Linked DNA regions of Homo sapiens: region 2 is linked to region 1. A link is an interaction called in ENCODE POLR2A ChIA-PET data of the cell type or tissue named here. Cell type or tissue: Panc1. All regions are shown on one strand. Each heading gives the region's core, and the rest is flanking DNA. Links, peaks and the distances in the headings are about the cores only. Region 1 holds the start of CLEC1A (C-type lectin domain family 1 member A). Region 2 overlaps TMEM52B (transmembrane protein 52B).

Region 1 (16,524 bases), core at 3,818-11,817:
ATGCAGGATTTTATTCAATGCTTTTTCTGCATCTATTGAGATGATTGTATGGTTTTTGTTTTTAATTCTAATTATGTGATGTATCACATTTACTGGCTTGCTTATGTTAAACCATCCCTGCATCCCTGGGATGAAACACACTTGATCATGATGTATTATCTTTTCATATATTTCTTTTTTTTTCTTTTTGAGACAGAGTCTCATTCTGTCATCCAGGCTGGAGTGCAGTGACATGATCTCAGCTCACTACAACCTCCACCTCCCGGGTTTGAGTGATTCTCCTGCCTCAGCCTCCCAAGTAGCTGGGACTACAGGCATGTGCCACCACACCTGGCTAATTACTGTATTTTTAGTAGAGATGGGGTTTTGCCGTGTTGGCTGGGCTGGTCTCAAACTCTTGACCTCAAATGATCTGCCTGTCTTGGCCTCACAAAGTGCTGGGATTACAGGCATGAGCCACTGTGCCCAGCATTGTACTATCTTTTTGATTGGCTGTTGGATTCAGTTAGCTAGTATTTTGTTAAGGATTTTTACATCTATGTTCATCAGGAATATTGGTCTGTAGTACTGGTCTTTTTAAAATTATATTCTTTCCTGGTTTGGGTATCAGGGTGATATTGGCTTCATAGAATCATTTAGGGAGGATTCCCTGTTTTTCAGTTTCTGAATAGTTTCAGTAGGATTAGCATCAATTCTTTGAATTAATGATAGAATTCAGCTGTAAATTCATCAGGTCCTAGGCTTTATTTTGTTGGCTTTTTTTTTTTTTTTAAATTACAGATTCAGTTTTGCTGCTTGTTATTGGTCTGTTTAGGGTTTCTATTTCTTCTTGATTTAATCTAGGAGGGTTGTATTTTCTAGGAATTTATCCATTTCCTCTAGGTTTTCTAGTTTGTGTACTTAAAAGTGTTCATAGTAGTCTCAAATGATTTTATGTATTTCTGTGGTATCTATTGTAATGTTTCCAGTCTCATTTCTTTTTTTCCCTGGAGGATAAACTATTTATATTTTGTTTGTTACTATATAACATATTGACTGCTTCAAAAAGCAATCAAACCAAAACCAAACAAAAACCTAGAAATCCAGAATTTGACAGATACAAATGTGTGATGGTTGCCTTGTAACAGTCAGCTTGGGAAGCTATATTTCTATATCAACAATGTCAAGTTTGCAAAAGACACAAAACTAGAAAAAACAGTTAACACTGTTTCCGTAGATTGTATTATTCTCTCTTTTTTAAATTCTTATACTTTAAGTTCTAGGGAACATGTGCACAACGTGCAGGCTCATTACGTAGGTTTACATGTGCCACGCTGGCCTGCTGCACCCATCAACCCATCATTTACATGAGGTATTTCTCCCAATGCTATCCCTTCCCCTGCCCCCCGCCCCACAACAGGACTCGGTGTGTGATGTTCCCCACTCTTTGTCCAAGTGTTCTCATTGTTCAATTCCCACCTACGAGTGAGAACATGTGGTGTTTGGTTTTCTGTCCTTGTGATAGTTTGCTCAGAATGATGGTTTCCAGCTTCATCCATGTCCCTGCAAAGGACATGAACTCATCCATTTTTATGGCTGCCTAGTGTTCCATGGTGTATGTGTGCCACATTTTCTTAATCCAGTCTATCACTGATGGACATTTGGGTTGGTTCCAAGTCTTTGCTATTGTGAATAGTGCCACAATAAACATACGTGCGCATGTGTCTTTATAGTAGCATGATTTATGATCCTTTGGGTATTGTAATGAGAGCGCTGGGTCAAATGGTATTTCTGGCTCTAGATCCTTGAGGAATTGCCACAGTGTCTTCCACAATGGTTGAACGAGTTTACACTCCCACCAACAGTGTAAAAGCGTTTCTATTTCTCCACATTCTCTCCAGCATTTGTTGTTTCCTGACTTTTTAATGATCACCATTCTAAGTGGTGTGAGATGGTATCTCATTGTGGTTTTGATTTGCATTTCACTGATGACCAGTGATGATGAGCATTTTTTCATGTGTCTGTTGGCTGCATAGATGTCTTCTTTTGAGAAGTGTCTGTTCATATCCTTTGCCCACTTTTTGATGGGGTTGTTTTTTTCTTGTAAATTTAAGTTCTTTGTAGATTCTGGATATTAGCCCTTTGTCAGATGGGTAGATTGCAAAAATTTTCTCCCATTCTGTAGGTTGCCTGCTCACTCTGATGGTAGTTTCTTTTGCTGTGCAGAAGCTCTTTAGTTTAATTTGATCCCATTTGTCAATTTTGGCTTTTGTTGCCACTGCTTTTGGTGTTTTAGTCATGAAGTCCTTGCCCATGCCTATGTCCTGAATGGTATTGCCTAGGTTTTCTTCTAGGGTTTCTATGGCTTTAGGTCTAACATTTAAGTCTTTAATCCACCTTGAATTAATTTTTGTATAAGGTATAAGGAAGGGATCCAGTTTCAGCTTTCTATGTATGACTAGCCAGTTTTCCCAGCACCATTTATTAAATAGGGAATCCTTTCCCCATTTCTTGTTTTTGTCAGGTTTGTCAAAGATCAGATGGTTATAGATGTGTGGTGTTATTTCTGAGGGCTCTGTTCTGTTCCATTGGTCCATATCTCTGTTTTGGTACCAGTACCATGCTGTTTTGGTTACTGTAGCCTTGTAGTATAGTTTGAAGTCAGGTAGCATCCACCTTTGTTCTTTTGGCTTAGGATTGACTAGGCAATGCGGGCTCTTTTTTGGTTCCATATGAACTTTAAAATAGTTTTTTTCCAATTCTGTGGAGAAAGTCATTGGTAGCTTAATGGGGATGGCATTGAATCTATAAATTACCTTGGGCAGTATGGCCATTTTCATGATATTGATTCTTCCTATCCATGAGCATGGCATGTTCTTCCATTTGTTTGTGTCCTCTTTTATTTCATTGAGCAGTGGTTTGTAGTTCTCCTTGAAGAGGTCCTTCATATCCCTTGTAAGTTGTATTCCTGGGTATTTTATTCTCTTTGTAGCAATTGTGAATGGGAGTTCACTCATGATTTGGCTTCTGTTTGTCTGTTATTGGTGTATAGGAATGCTTCTGATTTTTGCACATTGATTTTTTATCCTGAGACTTTTCTGAAGTTGCTTATCAGCTTGAGGAGATTTTCGGCTGAGACGATGGGGTTTTCTAAATATACAATCATGTCATCTGCAAAGAGGGACAATTTGACTTCCTCTTTTCCTAATTGAATACCCTTTATTTCTTTCTCCTGCCTGATTGTCCTGGCCAGAACTTCCAACACTATGTTGAATAGGAGTGGTGAGAGAAGGCATCCTTGTCTTGTGCCAGTTTTCAAAGGGAATGCTTCCTGTTGTTGCCCATTCAGTATGATGTTGGCTGTGGGTTTGTCATAAAAAGCTCTTATTATTTTGAGATACGTCCCATCAATATCTAGTTTATTGAGAGTTTTTAGCATGAAGGGCTGTTGAATTTTGTTGAAGGCCTTTTCTGCATCTATTGAGATCATCATATGGCTTTTGTCGATGGTTCTGTTTATGTGATGGATTATATTTATTGATCTGTGTATGTTGAACCAGCCTTGCATCCCAGGGATGAAGCCAACTTAATCGTGGTGGATAAGCTTTTTGATGTGCTGCTGGATTCAGTTTGACAGTATTTTATTGAGGATTTTTGCATCAGTGTTTATCAGGGATATTGGTCTAAAATTCTCTTTTTTTGTTGAGTCTCTGCCAGGCTTTGGCATCAGGATGATGTTGGCCTCATAAAATGAGTTAGGGAGGATTCCCTCTTTTTCTATTGATTGGAATAATTTCAGAAGGAATGGTACCAGCTTCTCTTTGTACGTCTTGTAGAATTCAGCTGTGAATCCGTCTGGTCCTGGACTTTTTTGGTTGGTGGGCTATTAATTATTGCCTCAATTTCAGAGCCTGTTATTGGTCTATTCAGAGATTCAATTTCTTCCTGGTTTAGTCTTGGGAGGGTGTATGTGTCCAGGAATGTATCCCTTTCTTCTAGATTTTCTAGTTTGTTTGCATAGAGGTGTTTATAGTATTCTCTGATGGTAGTTTGTATTTCGGTGGGATCGATGGTGATATCCGCTTTATCATTTTTTATTGCATCTATTTGATTCTTCTCTCTTTTCTTCTTTATTAGTCTTGCTAGCAGTCTATTGATTTTGTTGATCTTTTAAAAAAACCAGCTCCTGGATTCATTGATTTTTTGAAGGGTTTTTTGTGTCTCTGTCACCTTCAGTTCTGCTCTGATCTTAGTTATTTCTTGCCTTCTGCTAGCTTTTGAATGTGTTTACTCTTGCTTCTCTAGTTCTTTTAATTGTGTTGTTAGGGTGTCGATTTTAGATCTTTCCTGCTTTCTCTTGTGGGCATTTAGTGCTATAAATTTCCCTCTACACACTGCTTTGTGTCCCAGAGATTCTGGTACATTGTGTCTTTGTTCTCATTGGTTTCAAAGAACATCTTTATTTCTGCCTTCATTTCGTTATGTACCCAGGAGCCATTCAGGAGCAGGTTGTTGTTCAGTTTCCATGTAGTTGTGAGGTTTTGAGTGAGTTTCTTAATCCTGAGTTCTAATTTGATTGCACTGTGGTCTGACAGACAGTTTATTGTGATTTCTATTCTTTTACATTTGCTGAGGAGTGCTTTACTTCCAACTATGTGGTCAATTTTGGAATAAGTGCGATGTGGTGCTGAGAAGAACGTATATTCTGTTGATTTGGGTTGGAGAGTTCTGTAGATGTCTATTAGGTCTGCTTGGTGCAGAGCTGAGTTCAATTCCTGGATATTCTTGTTAACCTTCGGTCTCGTTGATCTGTCTAATATTGACAGTGGGGTGTGTGTTAAAGTCTCCCATTATTACTGTGTGGGAATCTAAGTCTCTTTGTACATCTCTAAGGACTTGCTTTATGAATCTGGGTGCTCCTGTATTGGGTGCATATATATTTAGGATAGTTAGCTCTACTTGTTGAATTGATCCCTTTACCATTATGTAATGGCCTTCTTTGTCTCTTTTGATCTTTGTTGGTTTAAAGTCTGTTTTATCAGAGACTAGGATTGCAACCCCTGCTTTTTTTTTGCTTTCCATTTCCTTGGTATATCTTCCTCCATGCCTTTATTTTGAGCTACTCCTGCTCACACTTGGTTTTCATTTGCATGAAATATTGTTTTCTACCCCTTTACCTTGAATTTATATGAGTCCTTACATGTTAGATGAGTCTCTTGAAGATGGCAGATATTTGGTTTGTAATTTTTAAAACTGATTCTGCCAATCAGTTTCTTTTAAGTGGAGCATTTAGGCCATTTATGTTCAATGTTAATATTGAGATGTGAGGTACTGTTGTACTCATATTAATTGTTACCTAGATACTTTGTGTTTTTCATTGTGTTGTTGTTTGATAGGCCTTGCGAGTTTTATGCTTTCAAGAGGTTCTATTTTGGTGCATATTGAGCTTTGTTTCAAGATTTAGAACTCCTTTTCACATTTCTTTTTTCTTTTTTTTTTTGAGACGGAGTCTCACTTTGTTGCCCAGGCTGGAGTGCAGTGGTGCGATCTTGGCTCACTGCAACCTCCAGCTCCCTGGTTCAAGCAATTCTCCTGTCTCAGCCTCCCGAGTAGCTGGGACTACAGGTGCCCACCACCATGTCTGGCTAATTTTTTATTTTCTTTTTTCTTTTTTTTGAGATGGACTTTTCCCTCTTGTTGCCCAGGCTGGAGTGCAATGGCATGGTCTTGGCTCACCACAACCTCCACCTCCTGGGTTCAAGTGATCCTCCTGCCTCAGCCTCCCAAGTAGTGGGGATTACAGGCACCCACCACCACGCCCAGCTAATTTTGTATTTTTAGTAGAAATGGGTTTTCACCATGTTGACCAGGTTGGTCTCAAACCCTTGACCTCAGGTGATCCTCCTGCCCTGGCCTCCCAAAGTGCTGGGATTATAGGCATGAGCCACCAGGCCTAGCTTATTTTTGTATTTTTAGTAGAGATGAGGTCTCACCATATTAGCCAGGCTGGTCTCGAACTCCTGACCTTGTGATCCTCCTACCTTGGCCTCCCAAAGTGCTGGGATTACAGGCATCAGCCAAAACACCCAGCCCTTTTCACATTTCTTGTAATGCTGGTTTGGTAGCACTACAAATTCTCTCAGCATTTGTTTGTCTGAAAATGACTTTATCTCTCTTTCATTTCATTTTATCTCTCTTTCATTTAGTTTTGCTGGATACAACATTCTTGACTGACAGTTACTCTGTTTAAGGCAGCTAAAGATAGAGTCCCAATTCCTTTGGGCTTATAAGGTTTCTGTTGAGAAGTCTGCTGTTAGTCTGATAGGTTTTCCTTTATAGGTGACCTGATGCTTTTTGTCTGACTGCTCTTAGATTTCTTTTCTACATGTTGACTTTAGATGGCCTGACGACTATGCCTTCGTGGTGATCTTTTTGCAATGAGTTTCTCAGGAGTTCTTTGAGCTTCCCAGATTTGGGTATCTAAATCTCCAGCAAGGCCAGGGAAGTTTTCCTCAATTATTCCTTCAAATAAGTTTTCCAAACTTTTTGTTTTCTCTTCTTCCCTCAGGAACACCAATTATTCTTAGGTTTGGCTGTTTTACATACTATCATATTTCTTGGAGACTTCATTTACTTGATTCTTTTTTCTTCATTTTTGTCTGATTGGCTTAATTTGAAAGCCTCGTCTTTGAATTCTGAAATTCTTTCTTCTACTTGTTCTAGTCTATCGTTAATACTTTCCACTGCATTTTGTAATTCCCTAAATGTGCCTTTCATTTCCAGACGTTCCTTTTTTATGATATTTAGCTCTCTAGAAAATTTTTCATTTATAATCTGAATTTTTTAAAAAAATTCTTTATGTTGGTTTTCACCTTTCTCTGGTATCTCCTTGAGTAGCTCTTATACAACATTCTGAATTTTTCATTTGGTATTTCTAAGATTTTATCTTAGTTTGGCTTCATTGCTTGAGAGCTAATGTGATCTTTTGGGAGGTGTTATAGAACCCCATTTTATCATATTAACAGAATTACTTTTCCGGTTCTTCCTCATCTGGGTAGACTATTTCTTCTAATTATTCTTAAATTTATTTTTGATTTGACTGTGTGATTTTATTTCTTATTTTCCTTCTTAAGAATTTGACTTTAATGTTTATAGTTTGTTATAGCCTAATTTGGTTCTTGGTGCTTTTAGGGGTGAAAATTCTGTATGATTTCCTTGGTTATAGAGAAACTTTGTATGATGGCTTTCTCAGATGCTAGACATAGTAGTAATGTGCTGAATGTGTGAGCAAACTTACTGTCTCTGGAAGCTTATCTCATTCCAATGTGGTATGCACTTTTAAATTTATTTACTTTGCTCCAGTATTTTATTCACTGGGTTGATGGTTCAGGCTTCAGGCCAGTAGTGGAGGTGTTCCTAGGTAGGAACCAGTTGTGGCTAAAGAAGGTGGGTAAATGCAATACCCAATGGTGGGCAGAGGTCTCAGCCTTGACAAAAGGGGCTGGGGGAGCTGTCAGGGAGACACACTGAAGTCTTATCAGGGGAAGGGTGGTAGCCACCTTAGCTCCCCTGTCAGGTCAGCTGGGAAGCTATCCATCTCCCAGACTCACATCTGTCCCAATATTCTGGCTATTCAGATCAGACAGGCCTCTCTTTTCATCTGCTGGAATGTTAGTGCTCCAAGTAGAGAACTGTGACTCTGCCTCTTATGTAAGCCTGAAACTGGAGGGTTGCTTCCCCTGTGGGGTTGCGGTCACCCTGAAGTGTTCTACAAAGTCTGTCTATGGGTGCACCCATGCTGAGCTCTTGTGGGAGAAGACCCAGCTGTGTCTGCAGTGGTGGACGAGGTTGGTAAGAAGTCCCCTTCTCCAAGATCCTTGATAAGCACCAGGGCTGTCTGACTGTTGGGACAGCTGTAGACATTCCCTGCTGAGCCCAGCACTTCAATTCTGCCTCTATTGAAAGAAACTTCCCACCAGTGGAACAATCTAATCCTTAAGACCTGCCATCTGGATTCTTTATTCACACAGGGTGTTCCCTTGATGTGGCACACTCTCCCTTTCCTTAGGAGTAGAAGTTCCTGAGAGACAGACTACTATGAGTGCTGCTGCTCCTCAGGGTCTAGCCACTCAGTGGCTCCAGACTAGTGCTGGGGGATGTCTGCTAAGGATCCAGTGATATGACCTGTCCTCCAGTTTTCCAGCAGCTGTTATCAGCACCAGGTCTGATGGGGGTGCCAGAGGCGTGACATAGACCTGTGAGATTCCTTGATTATAGATAACTTTAGTGTGTTGTCTTTCTTGAATGCTAGTTCAGGTAGTAATAAACTGGTCATGTGGATAGACTCAGGACCTCCTGGTTAGACAGGGTAGTGCAGGAAGTGGTAATAGCTGAGGTCACACAGTAGTTTTGTCCTTCTTGAGTGCAGTGTTATTCCACCTACAGATGCTGCAATGGACTGTGTTGGTAGGCTTCCAGCTACTGGGTGGCATTTGCAAAAGAGTATCAGGTGTGGTAGTAGCAGTGGGATTTGTGCTTGCCTTATGTTGCCCAGGGTAGGTAGTCTGGCTTCTCAGGTGATGGATGGGGCTATAAATCTCCCCAGGGTTTCTGTCCTTTGTATTAAGCTACCACGGTGGGTGGAGGGGCAAAGCCAGATGAGGGCTGTGTTAGGTGGGTCTGCACTCTGAGTCACCATGTGCATGGCAAGCAGCGGCCCCTTTTGGAGATGTGGTTGCACAGGGAGTGGGGAGTAGTAGGCAGCAGTAAGCCTAACCCAGATGTCACACAGTTGGCAAGGCAGATCTGGCTCCTGCAGTACTCTGCTAGCAGCAGTGAGCTAAGTTCCAGGCAGTCTGCACTCAGAGCTCACAACTGCCTGAGGCCATAAACTTTTCCCGTGGTGATAGCAACTGCTGGCGTTCAGGCCATGCCCCTCTCTGTCCACCCACACAGCTGGCACCCAGATCCTGCACTCACGGCTGCAACACATTTCCCACTCACCTTTCTGGTTCTGGCCAAGGGAGTTCATTTCACTTGAGGTTATATTGTGAATTTCAGTTGGGAGTTTTTACAATGTGCAACCCCTGGCTGAGCTAGTTGGCTGAGTTCCGTGAGGTTGTCTGTGAGGCATAAGGAATAGTTTCCCTTGGCTCATGCTGGAGACTGGGAATGCACACAAGCCTCTTCCTGCTGCTGCTCTTACTTTTATATTCATCACTGCTCTTTTAATTGGTTCCAGTGCTGGGACGGGTTAAGGCCTTCCCCCATGGCATGGACTTTCAGGTTCCCCTGTGGGGGTATGTATCCTGGAGCCAGTCTCTTCACCTCACACACCCTGGGAGCTTACAGTTTTTCACCTAGCTCATGGTGTAGGTATAACCTGCTGCTTCTTTCAAAGAGTCTGTGGATTCTTTCAGTTTTCCTGTTCAGTTCCTGTGTTGCTTCTTGGGAAAAGAGTTCACAGTGAGAAGGTTTTTTTTTTTTTTTTTTTTTTTCAGATGGAGTCTCGCTCTGTTGCCCAGGCTGGAGTGCAGTGGTGTGATCTTGGCTCACTGCAACCTCCGCCTCCCGGATTCAAGTGATTCTCCTACCTCAGCCTCCCCAGTAGCTGGTATTATAGGCACCCGCCACCACGCCCGGCTAATTTTCATATTTTCAGTAGAAACGGGGTTTTGCCATGTTGGTCAGGCTGGTCTCGAACTCCTGACCTCAGGTGATCCACCCACCTCAGCCTCCCAAAGTGCTGGGATTAAAGGCGTGACCACCATGGCTGGCCCACAGTGAGAATTTTTTACTCACTATTTTGTCCTTCCAAGTGGTAGAGTCATGCTAACACTGCCTCCAATCTGCCATCTAAAAAAAAAAAAATTCCAATTTTTAAAAAATTTAGAATAATTTGATGAACAACAAACAGCTTGAAACACATGTGAATCCACAATGTGCACTTCCTCATAGATCTTTTATATGGTCTGGCTACCCCAACTGGAGCATTCTGACACTCCTTTATATTTAGCATGCTTGATTTTGCCCACCTATCACCTAACATCTGGAAAAGTTTTGGTAGAGTAATATAAGTCTATTGTACAGATTCAGGAAGAACTTTTAGACATTATCTAAAACAATCTTCTTGTCTTTCAGTTTAGGAAATGTAGATGCAAATTGTTAATTGTCCTCCCAAAGGCACAAGGTTGTTACTGATACCTGTCTTGTTATGGTTTGAATGTGTTTCCTGCAGAATTCAGGTGTTGCCAGTGTGGTAGTATTGAGAGAGGTGGGGCCTTTAAGAGATGATTAGTCCTTGAAGTCTTCTCTCTTGAGGATGGTATTAAGGCCTTTATAAAAGACGCTACATGTAGCATTTGGCTGGCTTGACCTTCTGCTTTCTGCCACGTGAGAATACCCTTCCTCCTCTACAGAGAGTGCAGCTCTCACCTGACATCCAAACCTGCCAGTGCCTTGATCTTAGATTTCCCACCTTCTGGAATGCTGAGAAATACATTTCTATTGCTTATAATTTATCTGGTCTCAGGTATCCTGTTGTAGGTCAGCACAAACAGACTAAGATGGGAATATAATTCTAATGTACTGATTCAGGAAGAATTTTTTCACATTACCTAAAACATTTTCTTCTCAGTTTAGGAGATTTAGGCACAAATGAACTGGCTTCCCCAAACCACATGGTGGTTAGTAATAGTTTTAAAAGTTTTTACTTCCAGTAAATTGTATAATTCCTCGTGATCATAATGTACCAAATGTGCTATAAAATGTTGAATCAAGTTCAGATACTATAAGAAAGACCACTACTCTGTTCTTGGAGAAAGGAAGGGGCTAGGTCCTATAATCTCTTCTCTTTTCACAAAGACACAGAGAGGTTAAACTAAGTGACTCCCTAAAGGATGGGTAAGAAACAGGGATGTGTGTCCTTCCAAGTTATTATTATTCTGCAGACTCTGAAGGAACCACAGTGCTACACCGTGCTATTGTAAGTTCTTGCCTTCTTTACAGTGAAGTTACATGAGAAATGCAAACAGGTAAACAAAAAAGACCTGAGAAAGGCCAACTTTTTGACAACTGTTTAGACTGAGACGGCCTAAACAGAAAACACATGCTATTTCCCCTCAGCCTGACTGATTTGGCATTCAGAGTACAAGCTCACAGGAGAGGGGCTGGGCCTGTCCAGTCAGGAATTGCAGTCAGAGACTTTCCCTGCCCCTCGCTGGGAAAGAACATTAGGAATGCCTTTTAGTGCCTTGCTTCCTGAACTAGCTCACAGTAGCCCGGCGGCCCAGGGCAATCCGACCACATTTCACTCTCACCGCTGTAGGAATCCAGATGCAGGCCAAGTACAGCAGCACGAGGGACATGCTGGATGATGATGGGGACACCACCATGAGCCTGCATTCTCAAGGCTCTGCCACAACTCGGCATCCAGAGCCCCGGCGCACAGGTACCCTGTCTCCTGGAGTCCAAATAGACCACAGTCCTTGTGAAATGTGTGAGATGATCTATCCCTCCTAGAAATGGAGATATTTAGCTTGCATCTTATAATTTTATTTCCAATTACTCGCCCTGTGACATAGTAGTGATTTTTTTTTTTCAGTTATATTCAGTTCCATAATTCCCACACTTAGAGAAGGATTTTATTTCCTGGGCCACTCAGCCAATCTAAAGCTAAAATATGACTTCAGTTCTAGTGAAAAGGACTCACATGGTAATATACACAGGACTAGGTTCTAGGTCCTAAACCAGGTATGCCACTTTCCTTCTGTGTAACTTTGGATGAGTTGTTTAAGTATCCTGGTAGCATCATATTCTTTATTTATAAAATATTAACGGCCACAAACATGTATAAAGGGCTCATTATGTGCTGGCAGTGTTTTAAATACTTTAAGTATATTAATTCATATTAACTTGACTTAATATTAAATAGAAGTAATAAAACTTCCTTTACAAGGTGGTTGTGAGTACTGAGAATGATAAATTATGTAAAATATTTGAATGTCTGTCTGATCTGATATAGACTGACACAAAATTGCTGAAAGGAACACTTTAGGTTCTTAAGAAATGGAATGTTGAAAGGAATCCCACATTTTAACATTCATTCAGTGCCTGTGTTTTAATATGCCCTTTCCCTTCTGATTATATCATTGTTTTCTTCACCTTTGTAAATCTGGATATACCTTTAAAAAAAAAAAACTATCCTGTTCCTTATTTCTTTATCAAATAACTTTTAGTTTTCCTTCCTTTCTCCTACTAAACCCTCCATTCACTTTCTATTTATTTCTATTTATTAAATGACCCTCCACCTGAAACCTACTAATATGGCTTTTTTTTTTTTTAACTAAACTACCCAGTAAGCTGTTAAGGGACATTGGGGATTTCCAACCTCTTTGAAATGAAGCTAAGTGACAAAAGTAGGGATGTCAGCTTTTGTAGCCACAGGATATGTGTAATAGGATACAAAGCGTTTTCCTCCAAAAAAACTTACGAAGAGTCCATTTTTACGGCTGTGGTTTTGAGTAGCTTGTATATAACTTCATTTTCCACCTTTGACTGGAGCCAGGAACTCTGTCAAGGACTAGAGATCAGCATAATTAAGAACAGCATGTACAAATAAGTTCTGCTGAGGTTGAAGGGTGGAGAGGGAGGTGGAGCAAGATAAAACACTAGCTGCAACATCTGGGAGCTTCTTTGTAAGAAATGGATATTGAAACAGTAGAAGTGGAGATTACAAAGAATTGTCTTGGAAGAAATCATCTGGAAATAGTTATCTTAGGCAACATATATGAGATCTTGTTTTCATCTTTTTATGGTAATACAAACATTTAGGGGAATACCATCATAGAAGTATAATTATTTCTTAGATAAACATATCTGATATACCTTCGCTGATAAAAATAACAGCAGAAATCACTCAGAAATTTTCGGCAATGTGGAGGATTCAGATTCAACATAATGATGTGATACCATTAAGAGCTGGCAACTTTTATTTTTTAGAATTAATAAAAATAAATCACACACACATTCATTTAATTTCTAGACTTTTGTCAATAACAATTGACGTAACAACTATGTTTGTGTTTAAAAATGCCAAACAATTAAGATAGTAAAAATGCCAAACAATTAAGATAGTGAAAATGAAAAACAACAACCTCATACATTTTTCACAAACTTATGTTTGGGGTCATGTTATCCTAGTACTGAGGATATAATGTCCAATGTGATATGGTCCCTGTTCATAAGGAAATTGAAAGTCTAATACAATTCTCAACTAAGGAGTAAGTATAATAAGGTGTTATGGCAGAAGCATGTACAGTACAGCCGAGAGCTTAACCAAGCTCTCGGCTTAATTTTTACCTAATTAAGTAGAGGAGTTCAGGAAAGGCTTAACAGAAGGAGCAACTGTGGAGTTGAGTTAATTTTAACATCTTCCACATAATAAGGAATCGGGAGTGAGGGTGTTTGAGAGGCTGGGGACACTATAGACAGAGAGACGTATGAAGGGAAAGTCATGAAGGTTTTCAGTAGCTTTGTATTTTTAGAGAACTATAAGCAATATGTATGGCGTAGGTGTAGAGTTGGAGGAGGGAAACTTAGCAAAGGGGTAAGTCTGGCAAGTTAAGGAGGGATTTTAGGGCATGCTGATCTAGTTTAATTCTATTCAATAGTTAAAATGAAGTCAATGCAGGATTTAGATAGGGAGAAACAAAATTTTGCATTTTGGAAAGACCTTCCTGGCTGCAATGGAAATGATAAGTTGAAGGTATATGAAACTGCATGTGCTGATACCAAATTTTTCCACTAGTCCAGTACAAGGGTAGAAAAACCTGAACTGAGGCAGTATAGTAAAAATAAGGAAAAAGAATCAGATATGAAAGATGTCGAGGTGTTGGAGTTTAGATAATCGGTGATTGGTTACATGTGAGGAGACAAGGAAAGGGACTTCGGTGGTAGGTTGACTAGGTTCTGTTTGATGTAATGTAGATGGTGCTGATGTTAACTGAGACAGAAACTATAGAAGGGACAGGAAAGATGATGAATTGAGTTTGAGTTTAAGGGGTCTGCAGAAGGAGGGACATGCATTTGGAGCTGTCCAAAGACACCCGTATATGCAGGATGTGGGTTGGGCTACATAGACATGTGGGAATTACTGGCATAGTAATTAAATAAATAAAGTAAATGAGGTACCTAAGTCATTAAGTCAAATAAATGGCTAGTAACTAAAATGTATGAGAGTGAGTGAGATCACTGAGGGAAGGAATGTAAAATGAAAACATGAATGAACAGAAGAGAGTGTCAAGGAGATAATCTGAGGGAATATCAACACCTGAGGAGCAAGAAGAATGAAAGATTCCAAAAGGAGCTACCAGGGATGAATAGCAGAGAGTGGTAGAAGCAGGAGTCTTGGAGAGAGACAACAAGGGCATCAAGAGACAATAAATTCAAGAGTAATGGAAAATTAGAGTAATGGAAGGACAATAAATTCAAGAGTTTTAGAAAAGTCAATGATAATGACTGTGAGTTTTAAAAACAACAAATAACAAATACTGCAGAGAGTTTAAGCGAAAGGAAGACTAAAATGATTATTTAACAATTTATCAATAAGGAGGAAAATATTTAGTTTTGACAGCAGTGGTTTGAAAAGGAACTGATGGTTACATAATAAAATAAACAATTTAAGTCATTTTCTCTTTTTCTTTCTCTCTTTTTTTTTGAAGATAAAATGGGTTATTGCTGAGGTATTACAGCATTGGGTGACAGATTTTAAGAATGATTTTTTAAGATGTGGGAAATTCTAACTCAATTGTAGATTGAAAATAAGTTCAGGGAGAGAACTTCACATTAACAGTACAGTAAGAGGAGAGAGGATGAAATAACTGACAGGCTGAGATTCCTGCCAGAGACTAAATTTTATCCTATCAAAAGAATATGAAAAATTACTTTGGTTAAATAATTTTAAAAAATTTAATAATAAATTCAAGTTCCTCTTTTCCCTTGTTCACATTAATTACAGTACTATTGAATTTCCCAGCGTTTTAGTTTTATTTCCTCAATTACAGCATAAATCCCTCATCACAGTCATGACATAAATCGCTGTTAACTGATTCAACAACTCTTTAAATCAAACCTACTAATGACAAGACATTATGGGATGTACTAGAGGAGCCTCTTTTTCAGGTGCTTAGAGAAGTGGAAGGAATACTCTAAATCAATAGTTGTAGTAAATGTCATTTAGTGCTATTAAATCAATGTTGGAGGCCGCAGAAGCAATATAGGAATGAATGAGTTACTGATTGAGTTTAGTTTTGCGAGTTCCCAGAGGAAGTGACATGATCTGGACCCATGAGGCTAAGAAGTAAAATGGGATCCTATTAGGAGGAGCCTGATACAGTACACTAAGAAACTGACTAAAACAGAAAGAGCCTTGGGAAACTTCTTCCTATGGAAGAGAGGAAGTATGATTAAATTTATGCTTTCAGAATTCATCTTGCTGGCAGAGTGGACATTTCATAATGTAGAAGGGAAAAGTTGCAAGCTGCTGTCATTCTATGATTCCAGATGCACTGCCATGTATAAATATTGATCTGAGATGTGTTGGGAGGATAGGAAGATGATTGAAAATGTCCAGCTCTGGAATCAGTCAGCTTGGGTAGCTCTGTGCAACTTAGTGACTTAGGCAACTTAAGTGACTCCTTGGTAATTCAATTTTTGTAAAGGTTGCTTCCAGTGAAATAATGTGTATCTAGAACACACTTATGGTTACTATTAATAACTATTTCTCTCTCTCTCTTTTTCAATACTCTCCATCCAATCATTCTATATAAAGACATGGAGAAACACAATCCTGGGGAGTTACTAATAGTTCATTAGTAACTATTGCTAATAGTAGCTGTGTGTTCCTGAATAAGCTGTCTAAACCTGCTAGGCCTCAGTTCCCTACCTGTAAAATGAGATAATAATATCTACCTTATAGGGGGTGTTTGTGAGGCTAGATGAGAACATTCATATAAGACATTTTTCTCAGTAACTCAAGAAATTTGAGCAATTATCATTAATGGTAATGTTGTTTTTGAATTATATTTCAGTAAATAATATCTGTTGATGGGGATATAAAATTGAGTCACCTAACTTTTACTGAAGATGAAAAATATAATTAAATTTCTAAATACTGTGAATTAGAACCTCAATGATATTCTAGAAATAGCTCATATGTTTTTAGATGTATACTCTTTTCAAATAATAGGAAGGATAACACAGATTTTCATTTAGAGAGTATGAAAATAGCAATATTTGAAATAGATTCATAAGAGAAAAGAAACCTGCATTTACATGAACACAGAAAAGCAGACTCAACCCGTGAACTCAGATTCCCATGAGGAAGTTTCCTATGTGCCATATGTGAGGATTAAGGAAACAAAGACGTTTACATTTCAAAATACAAAGGGATGAAAAAGTGCTTTCTGAAATATTATGTACATTGCCACCAGTTTTGCCCCCATGTCTCTGTGATTCCTGACTGGCTCATGGAAAAGTGTGCAGAGT
Region 2 (16,524 bases), core at 3,148-11,147, 90 kb before region 1:
CCATCTTGGCCAAGATGGTCTCGATCTCCTGACCTCGTGATCCGCCCGCCTCGGCCTCCCAAAGTGCTGGGATTACAGGCGTGAGCCACCGGGCCCGGTCCTACACTGCTTACTTTCATAGTACCCTTCCCAGACTCCCAAAGTTGTGAGGCACCCTGGGGTGGGAAATAGCACAATTCTGGGTTAACCAAGGTGGAGATGCCAATGGAAGACACTGGCCACCACTACTCAGTGATAGCATGTCACATATTTTCCACAGTTGAACTCTCCATGTATCTTAGACAATCCATAAATCACTGAAATCATTTTCCCAGTTGGCTTGCTCAACGGCAGATGTCCCACACTGACTTCTTTGTTACCTTCCAGCCAAGCTACTTTACCCAAGGAAAAGAAAACAAAGCATACCTTCCCCAGACTTTGCCATTTTAATCTCCTGCCACTTAAATTTGTTAAACAATTCCTGTTTCTGCTTTATTTCCATACTCTCATATGCAAGTAAACGCTTAACAGATTAACTAATCAGTCCCTCTGATAAAGTTCTTATAGCCGGGCCGGGCACAGTGGCTCACGCCTGTAATCCCAGCACTTTGGGAGGCCGAGGCGGGCGGATTACCTGAGGTGGGAAGTTTGAGACCAGCCTGTCCAACATGGAGAAACCCCGTCTCTACTAAAAATACAAAATTAGCTGGGCATGGTGGTGCATGCCTGTAATCCCAACTACTAGGGAGGCTGAGGCAGGAGAATCGCTTGAACCTGGGAGGCAGAGGTTGTGGTGAGCTGAGATCGTGCCATTGCACTCCAGCCTGGGCAACGAGAGCGAAACTCTATCTCAAAAAATAAATAAATAAATAAATTAAATTAAAAAATTAAAAAATAAATAAAGATCTTATAGCCATACCTACAAGGCCAACTCAATTAGAACTGATGCTGCAGTTCCTGAGCTAGACCTGGAGGGAAAACGGGCTACTGCAAAGCACTCTATACTGTCGTATTTGCCTGTAAACCACCGACAACTAGGTCATCACAGCCACAGAATGTGTCAGACCCAGCCTCCCCACTGAAGGAGAGTTTGCCCTTGTGTAAATTTAGTAGAGGTTCATCTTTCAGTTTTCCCGCACAGATTAGGAGCTTTATGCTGTCAGGGTCACTTCCTACTGCTATGCATGTGTCAACATCTTCTTTCAGAAATTGACAACACACTGGACGCAGCCCTGACTCCAATAGTTTTGGTTTTAGCAAGAGTCGACAAAAAGAGTCAAACTCTGTAAAATACTTGAAAAGATTTATTCTGAGCCAAATATGAGTGACTATGGCCCATGACACAGCCCCCAGGAAGTCCTGAGGACATGTGCCCAAGGTGGTCGGGGTGCAGCTTGGTTTTATACATTTTAGGTAGGCATGAGATGTCAACCAAACACATTTAAGTAATATATTGGTTTGGTCCAGAAAGGTGGGACAACTCAAAGCCGGTGGGGTGTGGCGGGGGGGCTTCCAAATTTAAACATTTTCTGGTTGACAATTTGTTGAGTTTGTCTAAAGACCTGGGATCCATAGAAAGGAAATGTTCATGTTAAAATAAAAGATTGTAGAGACCAAGGTTCTTTTGAAGTCTTATAGTGGCTGTCCTTAGAGACAATAGATGACAATGATTTTCTATTCAGATATTTAAAAGGTGCTAGACTCTTAGTTAATCTCTTTAGGATTGGGAGGGCCTGGAAGAAAAGATCTAGCTATGTTAATAGAGATTATTATTATTATTATTATTATTGAGACAGTTTCGCTCTTTTTGCCCAAGCTGGAGTGCAATGGCACAATCTCGGTACACTGCAACCTCGGCCTCCCAGGTTCAAGCAATTCTCCTGCCTCAGCCTCCCACTATAAGCTGGGATTGATTACAGGTGCATGCCACCACTCTGGGCTAATTTTTATATTTTTAGTAGAGACAGGGGTTTCACCATGTTGGCCAGGCTGGTCTTGAACTCCTGACCTTAGTTGATCTGCCCGCCTCAGCCTCCCAAAGTGCTGGGATTACAAGCATGAGCCACTGCAGCTGGCTGAGATTCTTTACGGATGCAAATTTTCCCCCACAAAGGACAGCTTTGCAGGGCCATTTCAAAATGTGGCAAAGAAACATGTTTTGGGGTAAAATATTTTGACTTTCTTCTTTGTCACATGTTATGCCAGAGTCAGATGGGAAAGTAAGTCATGATATACAGGGTTAAATAAAATCCATCTGATGAGAATTTATGGTTAGTAGGGCATGACTCCCTAGACTCCTTAGATAGGAATTAGGGTAAGATTTAAAAATCAGAGCTTAGTCCTCACAAGCAAAAAATGATAGGAGGGCCGGGCACGGTGGCTCATGCCTGTCATCCCAGCACTTTGGAAGGCTGAGGTGGGTGGATTGCTTGAGGCCAGGAGTTTGAGACCAGCCTGGCCAACATGACAAAACCCATCTCTACTGAAAACACACACACACGCACACACACACACACAATTAGCAGGGCGTGGTGGTGCACGCCTGTAGTCCCAGCTACTCGGGAGGTTGAGGCAGGAGAATCGCTTGAACCCAGTAGGCGGAGGCTGCACTGAGAGGAGATCATGCCACTGCACTTCAGCCTGGGCGACAGAGCGAGACTCTGTCTCAAAATAAAAAAGGCGATAGAGGATGTGGTTTTCTGTCCAGTGTAATCACCCTTGACAGTAAGTTGAAAAGACCGCAGATTGGAGCTGCCCTGCTCGGAGGGTTTGTGCATATTTATGTTATTTGAGCTGAGAAAGAGGGGCCAGTGAATTTCCTCTGCTTAAAATTATAGGAGAGACCTAGAGAACAATTGTGTTAAAAATCATGTTTTTAACCACTGTTACTTTTTTTTTTTTTCAATTGAGCACAGCTTAGAATTCTGTTGGAAAAAAAAAAAAAGAACATCATTTTACCACCACCTCAATGTTCCTTTTCATGCTCATCATCATCATTTTTTTTTTTTTTTTGAGACAGAGTCTTGCTCTGCCACCCAGGCTGGAGTGCAGTGGTATGAGCTTGGCTCACATCAACCCCTATCTCCTGGGTTCAAGTGATTCTCCTGCCTCAGCCTCCCGAGTATCTGGGATTACAGGCGTGTGCCACAATGCCCAGCTAATTTTTGTATATTTAGTAAAGACAGGGTTTCACTATGTTGGCCAGGCTGGTCTCGAACTCCTGACCTCAGGTGATCCACCCGCCTCGGCATCCCAAAGTGCTGGGATAACAGGCGTGAGCCACTGCGCCCTGCAAGCTCCCCATTTTTAACTAGGATTTTATTTTTTATTTTATTATTTTATTATTATTATACTTTAAATTTTAGGGTACACATACACAACATTCAGGTTTGTTACATATGTATACATGTGCCATGTTGGTGTGCTGCACCCATTAACTCGTCATTTAGCATTAGGTATATCTCCTAATGCTATCTCTCCCCCCTCCCCCCACCCCACAACAGTCCCCAGCATGTGATGTTCCCCTTCCTGTGTCCATGTGTTCTCATTGTTCAATTCCCACCTATGAGTGAGAACATGCAGTGTTTGGTTTTTTGTCCTTGCGATAGTTTACTGAGAATGATGGTTTCCAGCTTTACAATATGCTCCTAGTCAGGATTAAGATCTGCCTTCCTCACATTTCAGCTAAGACCTCAAACTTTCATCAGGGTATGTTTCTTAAAAATTGATCACATAATGGAGCTTTCCTGCAAATAAAATGTTAAGTCACACCTCATTGTCTTCAAGTTCAGTTGCCGAATTGCCTGGTGCGAGGCTGAGCAGTGTGCCACTTCAACTTCATGCGCTGCTCTCCCTTTACGGTATACAAGTCATACTAAACTACTATATGCTAAAGGGAAGAAACTGGTAGAAAGTGAAAAATTAAAGGAGTGAGAGGGAAAAAGATCAAGAGGGTGAGGATGGGGAGAGATGATCTCATTCATGTCCATATATATGAATATACATTTTAACTTGATAGCTTCCAAACTTATATCCTCCTGTCTAAACCCCAGAGTCTCAGAGAGGCGTAACCAACAGTTTCCATGCAGTCTCCAGTGAATTATCTTAAAAACATTACAAAGCTAAATGACTAATGTAAAATTTCTTTTTCTTTTTCATGAATTGAGGCTTTCCTCATTCAATTCCAAGGAAAACTTTGACTTATTCCATTAGCAAGTTTGAGCTTTTTTTTTACTGTTTGGTGCAGTAGGACTTAGCTTAGATTAACTTGGTACATATTTCACCAGCGAATGCCTTATTCCTCACTTTTAGAAATCACTGTTTAAATTTTCTCCTGAATCTGGTCTTCCTCCAGTCTTCTCCATACTAATAAATAGCTGTACTTTCCATGCATCAGCTCAGGTAAATGATCTAGAAGTCATTCTTCACTTCCTTTCCTTTCCTTAATACATTTTCCTCTCCAATTCAGCTGCAAGTCCTGATGATCCTATCTCCAATATATCTCTCAAATTCCTACATTTATCTCTCTCTCTCCCTTTATTCCCACCACACCCATCCTATCCACAATCATCTCTTATCCACTATTCTTCAGTACCTCTGAAGACTTTCCCTGATCTTCTGATCTTTGACTTCTGACCTTCTGACTTTCCCACTCCACTCCATTCTCCTGTAGCATTGAGAGTCATTGTCTTAAAATTCAAATTGCATCAAGTGACTTATTTAAAATCCTTCCACAGGCCAGACGCAGTGGCTCATGCCTGTAATCCCAGCAGTTTGGGAGGTTGAGACAGATGAATCACCTGAGGTCAGGAGCTGGAGATCAGTCTGGCCAACATAGTAAAACCCCGTCTCTACTAAAAATACAAAAATTAGCTGGGTGTGGTGGCTCATGCCTGTAGCTCCAGCTACTTGGGAGGCTGAGGCAGGTGAACCACTTGAACCCAGGAGGCGGAGGTTGCATTGAGCCGAGATCGCGCCACTGCACTCCAGCCTGGGCAACAGGAGGGCAACTCTGCAAAAAAAAAAAAAAAAAAAAAATCCTTCCACCGCTTCTCAATACATGTAAAATATAGTCCAGACTTCTGGTCCGCAAGGTCTCTCTCCTTCCTCTTGAACTTTGTTTCCTGTAGCTGTCTCCCTCGCTCCCTGTAATCAGCTACTCTACTCTCTCTCTCTCTTTTTTTTTTCTTTTTGACAGAGTCTTGCTTTGTTGCCCAGGCTGGAGTGCAGTGGCACTATCTCAGCTCACTGCAACCTCTGCCTCCTGGGTTCAAGCAATTCTCCTGGCTCAGCCTCCAGAGTAGCTGGGACTATAGCCGTGTGCCACCACACCCCACTAATTTTTGTATTTTTAGTAGATATGGGGTTTCACCATATTGGCCAGGCTGGTCTTGAATGCCTGACCTCAAATAATCCACCCTCCTTGGCCTCCCAAAGTGCTGGGATTATAGGCGTGAGCCACCGCACCCAGCCTCTACTCTTTTTCTTTTTCTTTTTTTTTTCTTAAGTTTCCCAGATTTACCAAGGCTTTTCTTATCTTTGAAAATGCTTTTCTTTTACTTTGCTTCTCCCAAGTATCCTCTACCCTCTCCTATCTGTTGTCCCCTTTCAGTCTTTGTTTAGCTCTTTGTATTTATAAATCTGCTACTATTTTATCTTGGTTTTTCTTAATATTCCTAAAAATTTAACTCTGTGAAGATATAAACTCTGTGAAGACCCAGAGGCAGAGGCCCTGTTTGTTTTGCATGCTCTACACTATTCTTGGTACAAAATTTCTTTTCTTTCTTTCTTTTTTTTTTGTTTTTGGAGACAAAGTCTTGCTCTGTTGCCCAGGCTGGAGTGCAATGGTGCGATTTCGGCTCACTGCAACCTCCGCCTCCCTGGTTCAAGCGATTCTTCTGCCTCTGTCTCCTGAGTAGCTGGGATTACAGGCACGTGCCACCACGCCCAGCTAATTTTTGTATTTTTAGTAGAGACGGGGTTTCACCATGTTGGTCGGGCTGGTCTCGAACTCCTGACCTTGTGATCCGCCCTCTTCGGCCTCCCAAAGTGCTGGGATTGCAGGCATGAGCCGCCGTGCCCAGTTGGTACGTAATTTCTTAAATCATACTTGCTGAACACACATAAAACCTGTTAAATGATTGTAATGCAAGCACAACTCAAATTATTTATTTATGTATGTATTTATTTATTTATTTATTATTTTTTTTGAGATAGAGTTTTGCTCTTATTGCCCAGGCTAGAGTGCAGTGGCATGATCTCAGCTCACTGCAACCTCCACCTCCCAGGTTCAAGCGATTCTCCTGCCTCAGCCTCCCGAGTAGCTGGGACTACAGGCCCGCACCACCACGCCCGGCTAATTTTTGTATTTTTAGTAGAGACGGGGTTACACCATGTTGGCCAGGATGGTCTGGAATTCCTGACTTCAAGTGATCCACCCACCTCGGCCTCCCAAAGTGCTGGGATTACAGGCGTGAGCCACTGTGCCCAGCCGAGCCAGTGTTTAAAGAGTAGATGTGAAGAAAGTTAAAAAGGATTTTAAAAAATTGAGAACAATAATGATGGTGATGGAGGTGATTAACAGATGTATTAGATTCAGTATAGAAAGAATTGAGGCCAAAGGGGTACAAATAACTAGTGACCAAATGGGGGAGTTACGGGAGTGAGAGACTCCATGTGACTGAGGAGCAGCACATGTGAAGCAGATGAGGAAAAGGCACACTATGGGATGGACACAGGGGACAGGGTAGTAGCATGTCATGGTTGGAAGTGATTCTATATTTCAAATAAGGTGGTAGGGGCTAGGGAGTGGATGTGGGGAAGAGAGATTCCTTTAGGAATAGACATTATGTCTTATCCTTTAGGATAAGACATTATAGGCAAGATTTCCCCCAAGATATTCTAATGCCAATGAACATTTTACCTTTGCCAAGTCTGTGATGTCCTGGTGCCTTAATAGAAGAGCCTAGAATGTCTTTTGGAATGTGTCTTTGATGACTAAATGACTCATTTGGCAGCAGTAAAACAAGGTCCCTTCAGGCGCTATTAGCAATTCATGCATTTCAATAATTCCCAGAGCCAATTTGTTAAATGACTCAGGATAATTTCAGATCCCCAGCAGGTTATACTCAGAACATTTTTCCCTCCGGGCTGAGTGAGCATTCCAAGAATGTAGTTAACAAGGAGCTGCATAATCAGCCAATTCTTGGCTCTGTGTTGCCTCCTTGAGTTCTGGAGTTAATTAATTGCCTAATAAACAATTAGTTTTCTCAAATATTCCTTACCTCTACCCAGAACATATTACGAGGAATCACTTATATCTGTTGCTGTTTACCGCAATCAACAAGTATTTATTGATAAAAACAAAGCCATTTCAGGTGTGACAACAGTAACATAGTTGGCAAAAAGATAAATGGGAACATGGCTCTCAGATAAGTCATAGCAGGCAAGGGAAGGTTAGAAGACAGTAGGAAGAATAACATACATATGCATAACACTTTACAAATCATGCCACATATATTTAGCTTCTTTGATCTTCACAAAAACCTTCTGAGGTGTTATTATTTCCCATTTTTTAGGGAAAAAACGGCTTTAAAGATTTCAGGCCAGGAGCAGGGGGTCAGGCCTCTAATTCCAGCACTTTGGGAGGCCAAGGTGGGCGGATCACCTGACGTCAGGAGTTCTAGACCAGACTGGCCAACATGGTGAAACCCCCTCTCCACTAAAAATACAAAAATTAGCTGGGCACGGTGGCAGGCAGCTGTAATCCCAGCTAGTCGGGAAGCTGAGGCAGAAGAATTGCTTGAATCCGGGAGGTGGAGGTTACAGTGAGCTGAGACCATGCCATTGCATCCCAGCCTGGGCTACAAGAGCAAAACTCCATCTCAAAAAAAAAAAAAAGGATTTCAGTGACTTTTCTAAGGTGAGTAGTTTTTCCCTAAATGTGCGTCACTTCCTCGATTTTCCAATAATAATACTTTGGGAGGTGGTATGTTTTGTGGATAGATTAGCACTGTGCTGCGGCATGGTCCATGGGAAGCATCTCAACCAGGCTTAGTTCAGCATTTAGTTTTTGCTCCAAGAACTCGAGAGATGTGCAGATAGGCTCAAAGGAGAGAGTGTGTTTTCCACCATGGCTCCTCTAGGTGGCAGTGAGGGCCACCACTAGAGACTAGCGTGTGTCACTATAGAGGTGTTGTGGCTTTAAGTGGTCCAGGCAAAACAGGAAAGAAGTAAAGCAACACTATTCCTTTAGAGTTAAAACAGGGTGCAGGTATACATGCATGTGCGCACATATATGTGTTTGCAGTGCGGAGGAACTGAAGAATTAATCCAACTGTGACTGCACAGTATGGAGTTTTTCATACTGCTGAGGGGTAGGACCAGAGAGAAAGAAAGACTGATATTTGGCACTTAAATACTATACTGTGTTCTCTTTGCCCATATCAGCAATGCCATCCCTAGCTTTTAGATATCCGAGTGGGTATGTTGTGCTGTCTAAGATGATCATTGTCATTCGGTGTAAAATCGATTGCTGTCTCAGGAGGAAAGATGCATGCATTCAGTGCATTAATGTCGATGGCTGTGCTGACACTGTTGTCTTTCTTTTCCAGTTAACCGCAGTGGATTCGCTGACAGAGAGAGACACAACTTGCAGTATCATGTGGGTACAGGAATTCTATATGCACTCAATAGTTAAAGGAATTCAAGACACCTTGATGCTTTCCTGGTTTAGTAGTAATCAGTGTGGCTAGAGATTACTTGCAGATTTTGGCCATTGGATACAAAATTAGAGTTCCCAATTAGAGCATTCTGTATCGGAAGATATAAAGGCCTGTGAACGAAGAGTAAGAACCATCTTTCCCATAGAATGATGGTGTTAGATGCCATCTTAAAACTTCTGAGGGTTAGAAAAGTATGTGTTCCATTTTCCCACAGACTCTGGACATCACTCCACTCCTATTTATAAAATGACAGCTCTCATCAGTTCCAAGAGTCAACTATTCGAGTCGACTCCTTCTCTGTTGGAGGCAGCTGCTTTTCTTCAGGTACTGGGGGTAGATCAGGTGCTTTCTGCCCGCACATGGCTACTGTGAAGCGACTCATGTGAAGAGCTTCTTCATACCCTGGGAGGGTGTCCAAAGAGGAGGGCAGCTGGCCCAGGGAGCTGTGGGAGTGAGCCACAGCCAGGATCCTCCGAGCTGCAGGGCCAAACACCGACTGCAGAGCTGTGAAGAAAGAAGGAACAGAGCTAAGAAACTAAGGGAAACAGGACACCCTCAGACAGCAGAGACTTACTTCACACTTAACTGTCGCTTCATTTTTTACAAGTATCCAAACTCATTGTCACTCCTTGCCCCAAATTTTATGAATATCCTTTGAAGCATGTTTACAACCCAGCTTCCTGCTCTGCTAGAAGGACCTGTTTTCTCTGGTAACCTCAAATAATCTAAAGAATGTTTCTGTATCTCTCTCTCTCTCTTTTTTTTTTTTTTTTTTTGAGACGGAGTTTTGCTCTTGTTGCCCAGGCTGGAGTGCAATGGTGGATCTTGGCTCATTGCAACCTCCGCCTCCTGGATTCAAGTGATTCTCCTGCCTCAGCCTCCCAAGTAGCTGGGATTACAGGCGCCCGCCACCATGCCCAGGTAATTTTTGTATTTTTAGTAGAGACAGGGTTTCACTATGTTGGCCAGGCTGGTCTTGAACTCCTGACCTCAGGTGATCCACCCGCCTTGGCCTCCCAAAGTGCTGGGATTACAGGAGTGAACCACCACACCCAGCCAAGAATGTTTCTGCATCCTGCAACTCAACCCTGCCCTTTCCCCTTTCAGACTTAGATCCCTTTCCCCCAGCCCCCGATACTATAGACTCCTTAGGATTATTTATTTTTACCTCATCTCTTTTCTTTTTTTTTTTTTTTTTAGACAGTGTCTCACTCTGTCACCCAGGTTGGAGTGCAGTGGCACAATCTCGGGTCGCTGCAACCTCCACCTCCCAGGTTCAAACAATTCTCTCCTGCCTCGTCCTCCCGAGTAGCTGGGATTACAGGCATGTGCCAACGTGCCTGGCTAATTTTTTTTTTTTTTTTTTTTTTTTTTTTTTTTTTTGAGACGGAGTCTCGCTCTGTCGCCCAGGCTGGAGTGCAGTGGCGCGATCTCGGCTCACTGCAAGCTCCGCCTCCCGGGTTCTCGCCATTCTCCTGCCTCAGCCTCCTGAGTAGCTGGGACTACAGGCGCCCGCCACCACGCCGAGCTAATTTTTGTATTTTCAGTAGAGATGGGGTTTCACTGCGTTAGCCAGGATGGTCTCGATCTCCTGACCTTGTGATCCACCCGCTTCGGCCTCCCAAAGTGCTGGGATTACAGGTGTGAGCCACCGTGCCTGGCCAACAAAAGTGCCTGGCTAATTTTTGTATTTTTAGTAGAGGTGGGGTTTCACCATGTTGGCCAGTCTGGTCTCAATCTCCTGACCTCAAATAATCCACCTGCCTCGGCCTCCCAAAGTTCTGGGATTACAAGCATGAGCCACCATGCCCAGTTATCTTTTTTCTTTTTCTTTTTCTTTTTCTTTTTCTTTTTCTTCTTTTCCTTCCTTCCTTCCTTCCTTCCTTCCTTCCTTCCTTCCTTCCTTCCCTCTCTCTCTTTCTTTCTTTCCTTTTTTATTTTTTGATGGTGTCTCACTCTGTAGCCCAAGCTGGAGTGAAGTGGCGCCATCTCGGCTCACTGAAACCTCCGCCTCCTGGGCTCAAATGATTCTCGTGCCTCAGCCTCCCGAGTAGCTGGGACTACAAGCCCGTGCCACCACGCCCAGCTAAATTTTGTACGTTAATAGGGACGGGGTTTCACCATGTTGCCCAGGGTGGTCTCAAACTCCTGAGCTCAGATGATCTGCCCGCCTTGGACTGAGCCACCGTGCCCAGCCTTGGTTATCCTTTTTTCCTAAGATGACAGTGAGAAAGGGGAGGTAGGAAAGGTGAACAGCAACACATCATATCATTCTATTTTGTTGTTGTTGTTGTTTTGAGACAGGGTCTTTCTCTGTCGCTCACCCAGGCTGGAGTGCAGTGGCACGATCTCGGCTCACTTCAACCTTTGCCTCCCGGGTTCAAGCGAGTGTCACGCCTCAGCTTCCCAAGTAGCTGGGATTGCAGGTGTGTGCCACCATGCCTGGCTAGTTTTTGTATTTTTAGTAGAGACGAGGTTTCACCATGTTGACCAGCTTGGTCTCGAACTCCTGACTTCAAGTAAGCCACCTGCCTCAGCCTCCCAAAGTTCTGGGATTACAGGCATGAGCCACTGCGCCCAGCCATCACTCTCTTTTCAAAATAAATATCCACATTTTGCCAGCTGGTGTTCTGACTGGTACTTGCTCCTCAATTTTAGGAAAGAGCATAGTCCAGGCACAGTGGCTTATGCTTGTAATCTCAGCATTTTGGGAGACAGAGGCAGGTGAATCATGAGGTCAGGAGTTTGAGACCAGCCTGGCCAACATGGTAAATTGTCTCTACCAATAATAAAAATAAACAAATAAATAAATAAAAATTTAAAAAAATATAGCCTGGTGTGGTGGTGGCTGCTTGTAATCCCAGCTACTCAGGAGGCTGAGGCATGAGAATCTCTTCAACCCAGGAGGCGGAGGTTGCAGTGAGCTGAGATTCCCACCACTGCACTCCAGCCTGGGCAACAGAGGGAGACTCCGTGTCAAAAAAAGAAAGTAACCATTTTGGCCAGGCATGGTGGCTCACGCCTGTAATCCCAGCCCTTTGTGAGGCGGAGGCAGGTGGATCACAAGGTCAGGAGTTTGAGACCAGCCTGGCCAAGATGGTGAAACCTCGTGTCTACTAAAAATACAAAAATTAGCCAGGCATGGTGCAGGTGCCTGTAATCTCAGCTACTCTGGAGTCTAAGGGAGAGAACTACTTGAACCCGGAAGGCGGAGGTTGCAGTGAGCCTGAGATTGCACCACTGCACTCCAGTCTGGGCGACAGAACAAGACTCCATCTCAAAAAAAAAAAAAAAAAAAAACCGTCATGGAAAGAATAGAACCACAGAAGAAAAGGGAAAGTGTCTTATAATCATTGAGAAAATGTTAAGGCTAAAATTTAGTGTATCAAGCCTTGAAGAATAAAGAACTGAAAGTACATGTCATTAATTTCTTTAAAAATATAAAATAGTATAGATAATAGAAAAAGTAGATTTCACAAAATCCAAGACGTTTTGAAAAAGGCATCCGTTTGGAGTTCAAAATAGTTTTTAGCAAAGTAACTATTTATAAACTGGCTAATTCTTCCTATTCAATATTTCCAATAGCCTCCAATATTTCACTTCTTTCTTTATCATGAGCCAGACAGACCCTTGAGAACACAGCTTCAGTGACAGCCCAGGTCACTGCACCATCAGGCTTCTGGGAATGGAAATTATTGTGAGTCCTGGAATCTTTAATATTACTCGATCAGTGGTTCTACACCTTTGCACCCTTTTCATTATTCCCTTAAATTGGGTCCTCCTCCCAGGTTAAAAGTTCAGTGTACTCACATGTGATAGTGCTCTGGAGAGTGCTGTCGTGATCGAAAGCAATGACGGTCACTTCACAGGGTGGTGGGCCCCCATCTTCCCCATTTTGCTGGCGGCTCAGACAGCAGCAGCGGAAGCACAGGGACGTCAGGCCACACAGGAGAAGCAGCGCGCCAATTACCACTAGCAACCTGCAAAAGCCCACGGGGCGAGTGGGAGCTCTGGGATCTGGCTTTTTTCCCAGCTCTGCTGTAACCAGTCTTTAATGTCTGTGTTTTGATTCTTGTCTAAACATTTTATAGAATAATTATAAATATTTTAATTTATAATTTTAATTTCAAGGCTTTTGCTTTATAGATACACCTCCTTATTTTGTCAGCTGCAGTAAGTCAATTCATTAGAACAAATAGTAAGACATTTAAGGTAGTTTGGGGGGCTGCTTCTTTTTTCTTTTCTGAGACAGAGTCTTGCTCTGTTGCCCAGGCTGGAGTGAAGTGGCACGATCTCAGCCTCCTGAGTAGCCAGTACTATAGGCACATGCCACCACACTCGACTAATTTTTTTTTTTTTAGACAGAGTTTTGCTCTTGTTGCCCAGGCTGAAGTGCAGTGGCACAATTTCAGCTCACCGCAACCTCTGCCTCCTGGGTTCAATCGATTCTCCTGCCTCAACCACCTGAGTAGCTGGGATTACAGGCATGTGCCACCACGCCCAGCTAATTTTGTATTTTTAGTAGAGACGGAGTTTCTCCAGGTTGGTCAGGCTGGTCTTGAACTCCTGACCTCAGATAATCCACTGTCTCGGCCTCCCAAAGTGCTAGGATTACAGGTGTGAGCCACCGCGCCCAACTTTTTTTGTATTTTTAATAGAGATGGGGGTTTCTTTATTTTGCTCAGGCTGGTCTCGAACTCCTGGCCTCAAAGTGATCTGCCTGCCTCAGCCTCCCAAAGTGTTGGGATTACAGGTGTGAGCCACCACGCCCGGCCAGGCTCTGCTTTTTAATTCACTAAAGTAATCTTCGTTGAGATATTTCTAGAACAGACTCCGAGGGAAGGACACAGTAATGGTTTGATGTTTGCGGAGGAGATGGTATTGAAAAAGGAAATCCTGACATATTGTCACATAGGTAGTGATGAAGTAATGAAATCTTACTCCATGAGATGCTAAGTAAGTAGGCAGGTTGTCATTTTTAATGGCCTTGAGGAATACAGTGTCTTTCTGGGTATTATAAGTGAAACTTACCATATATACCAGAGATGTACCCAGTCTGTGGTCAGGCAACTATAAAGAAAGAATAAAGTTTTCTACATTAAAAATATAGTCAATCCCTGTTATAACTCCAGACTCAGAAATATGAGTTACAATATGATGTGATACCTTGTTATAAATAAAGCACCATGGGTTATGTTTTTAAAATTCACTGTAGCTAGTTGAATCTTTTGCCAAATGATATGCTTTAAATAGTACTTTATACTATAGATGGCATTGTCTGAGTCATTTTGTAAATCATTATAAAACAAACTAGTGATCATTAGAAGTGTCCATAGAAAACATGTCTGTGCCTATTGCAAACATTTATGATAAAAATGACCAAGAAAGGGCCAGGTGCGGTGCCTCATGCCTGTAATCCCAGCACTTTGGGAGGCTAAGGCTGGCAGATCACGAGGTCAGGAGTTGGAGACCAGCCTGGCCAACATAGTGAAACCCCATCTCTACTAAAAATACAAAAATTAGCCGGCCGTGGTGACGCCATCTCAAAAAGAAAAAAAAAATACTAAGAAAGAACTTGGAATGCAAGTTTACAAAGAGTAACTTTGAAAATGGATGTGAAACTTAAGGCTTGTGTATATTTGAGGTCAATAAAATGTAAACATAAAGAAAATTTCAGTTATGAGTATGAAAGTCATACAATCACATTTGTAATTTATCTTTTGCAAGCTGTTGCAACACTCCCACTGAGAATGTAGGAAAAAAAAAACTTAGTTTCTTCCTGCTATACTCTCCCAACCCTCTGACACCAGATGTGGGTGGGTGAGGATTTCCGCACACACCAGGCAAGCAATCTTCCAGCAACAGACAACAGCTGAGCGTCCTCTAATTCAATTCAATGCCAACACCACCTGCTTGGAGATAGGATCCGATCCCATAGGGTGAGGACTCAGTCCCCTAGACGGCTCCCCAGAATTCTGATGCCAATCACAATTTGTTTTGCCTGTGCTTCTGACCTACTGGTTATAAATTGGGGGTTCCCTGACTCCCTCTTGAGGTTGCGTTAATTTGTTAGAGCAGCTCACAGAACTCCGGGAAACACTTACTTACATCTACAGTTTATTACAAAGAATATTACCGAGGATGCGGATGAAGAGATGCGTAGAGCAAAGCATGTGGGAAGGGGCACGGAGCTTGCAGGTCTTCCGAGTGCACCACCCTTCAGAAACCACTGCCTGTTCAGCTTTACAGAAACTCTTCAAATCCATCCTTTGGGATTTTCATGAAAGCCTCATTATGTAGGCGTGATTGATTAAATCATTGGCCATTGATGATCAACTTAAACTTCAGCCCCTCTACTTTCCTTGGATGTTGAGGGGTGAGGCTTTAAGCATTCTGCATTGGTCCTTCCAATGACCAGCCCCATCCTAAATCTACCTAGGGGCTGCCAGCCACCAATCAACTCATTAGCATGCAAAATGATGCTACTTACTTTGGGGATTTTAGAAGTTGTATGCTAGGAGATAGGGACAAAACCAAATATATATTCTCACAATATCACACCCACCGTAAAGAGTACCCTAATTTTTCACATCCAGGATCAAAACTAATTTGCATATCCACTGAGACCAAACAGGAAGAGGGAAAAAAGTAGAAGCCAACTTTACCATGATGAAAGCTAAATAATGTTCTGAGTTCACTATGGCAATTGTAAATTTTCTCTGTAAGAATGAAAAAAAAATAGGGATTGTATGGGAGAAGGAGAAGATAAGTTCAGGAATTGGAGAATGAGGGGAGGCAAAATATTTGTGTATCTTTGAAGAGTAGTAAATTTTGTTATTTAATAATTCTTTCTGATACAGGAATCTACTGAAATCTAGTGAATCTATTTTTATTCTCTGGTCACACATTTATAGAAAATATAGTTTTGTTTTGTTTTTCACTGAACAATGACTCCTCTTGGTTTTCCCACATTTCTTACTTGTTGAAAACTCTTCTAGTTCTAATTAGACTCTGGTTTATAGGAAAGGACTCTTCCTATGGTGGAAGATGTGTAAAACCTCAGAAAGCAGGTGTCAAGTAGTCAACACCCAATTTGCATGTGACAGGTAATCAAGGCTATCACCCTTTCCCTGGGTTTAACAGACCTGGCTATTGGGAAACCCTTCCCATGGCTAAATATGTATTTTTCTTCATCCTAAACACGTTTTTATTCAAAGTGCCACTACTTTTTAAAATTTGTATTTTACAGTTCCTTTAAGTGGAATGATTCTTTTGCATTTTTATCTTCATGTCCTCTGTGTCTACATAAGACTTAAGTGTGACAGGTTTGGATTAGTTGATAACTACATCAAAGTGATAGCTAAATGAAGTCTGCCCAATAAATGTTAACATGCCCTAAAAACTAGAAAATACTTTCCCAATTTAAAGTAATAATGTTACTTTGGAAATCACCCAAATATATATGCCAGTGACTAGATACTAAACCGTCTGTCCTGGTGAGTCACTGAGGAGCAGGGCTAAGGAAGTCTTTTGCAAGTCTCTATGACTGTATAAGTTGAGATTAATCGTGCTGCTTTGATGGGAAGATTGGCTTTGGGTAAAAACATGCTGTCAGCAGTGTTATTTTGAGTGCTTAAGATGACAAAAACACGTCTTTATTTTGTGATAAGTCATCTATGAGATCTATTACTTAAGTAAAAATAAATAAAAAGAAGTCATAGATGTCTAATGACATCTTGACTCTCTTTTGGGGTAGTGATGTTTTGGTCTGTTGCTCCTTCCTCCCAGCTTGAACTCTATACTTACTGTTCAGGATTACCAC

What was found. ChIA-PET counts read pairs that join two places held together with the same protein. Peaks named below come from ENCODE experiments on the same cell type or tissue, not always from the same donor. Only the 100,000 strongest peaks of a DNase experiment are listed, where the experiment ranks them.
Region 2: POLR2A ChIA-PET joins it to region 1 with 11 read pairs; 4 of 35 experiments call an interaction of 5 or more read pairs at or near these places.

Annotation. Positions count from the first base shown.
Region 1 is chr12:10,093,712-10,110,235 of GRCh38, reverse strand. It overlaps CLEC1A (C-type lectin domain family 1 member A), which reads left to right and starts at 11,251. Exons shown (of 6, transcript NM_016511.4): 1 at 11,251-11,428. The coding sequence starts at 11,314. In Panc1, for the core only: no CTCF peak of the experiment used is centred there; no DNase peak of the experiment used is centred there; H3K4me3 peaks cover 546 bases; H3K27ac peaks cover 4,942 bases.
Region 2 is chr12:10,182,578-10,199,101 of GRCh38, reverse strand. TMEM52B (transmembrane protein 52B) reads right to left here. Exons shown (of 5, transcript NM_001384896.1): 2 at 16,509-16,524; 3 at 13,734-13,772; 4 at 12,513-12,682; 5 at 7,298-9,206. The coding sequence ends at 8,962. Among named protein-coding and RNA genes, the nearest start is that of TMEM52B, 12 kb to the right of the region's middle. RefSeq lists silencers at 2,539-2,588, 2,625-2,825. In Panc1, for the core only: CTCF peaks have their summits at 7,899 and 8,115 (motif pointing right); a DNase peak (open chromatin) is centred at 8,121; H3K27ac peaks cover 2,413 bases.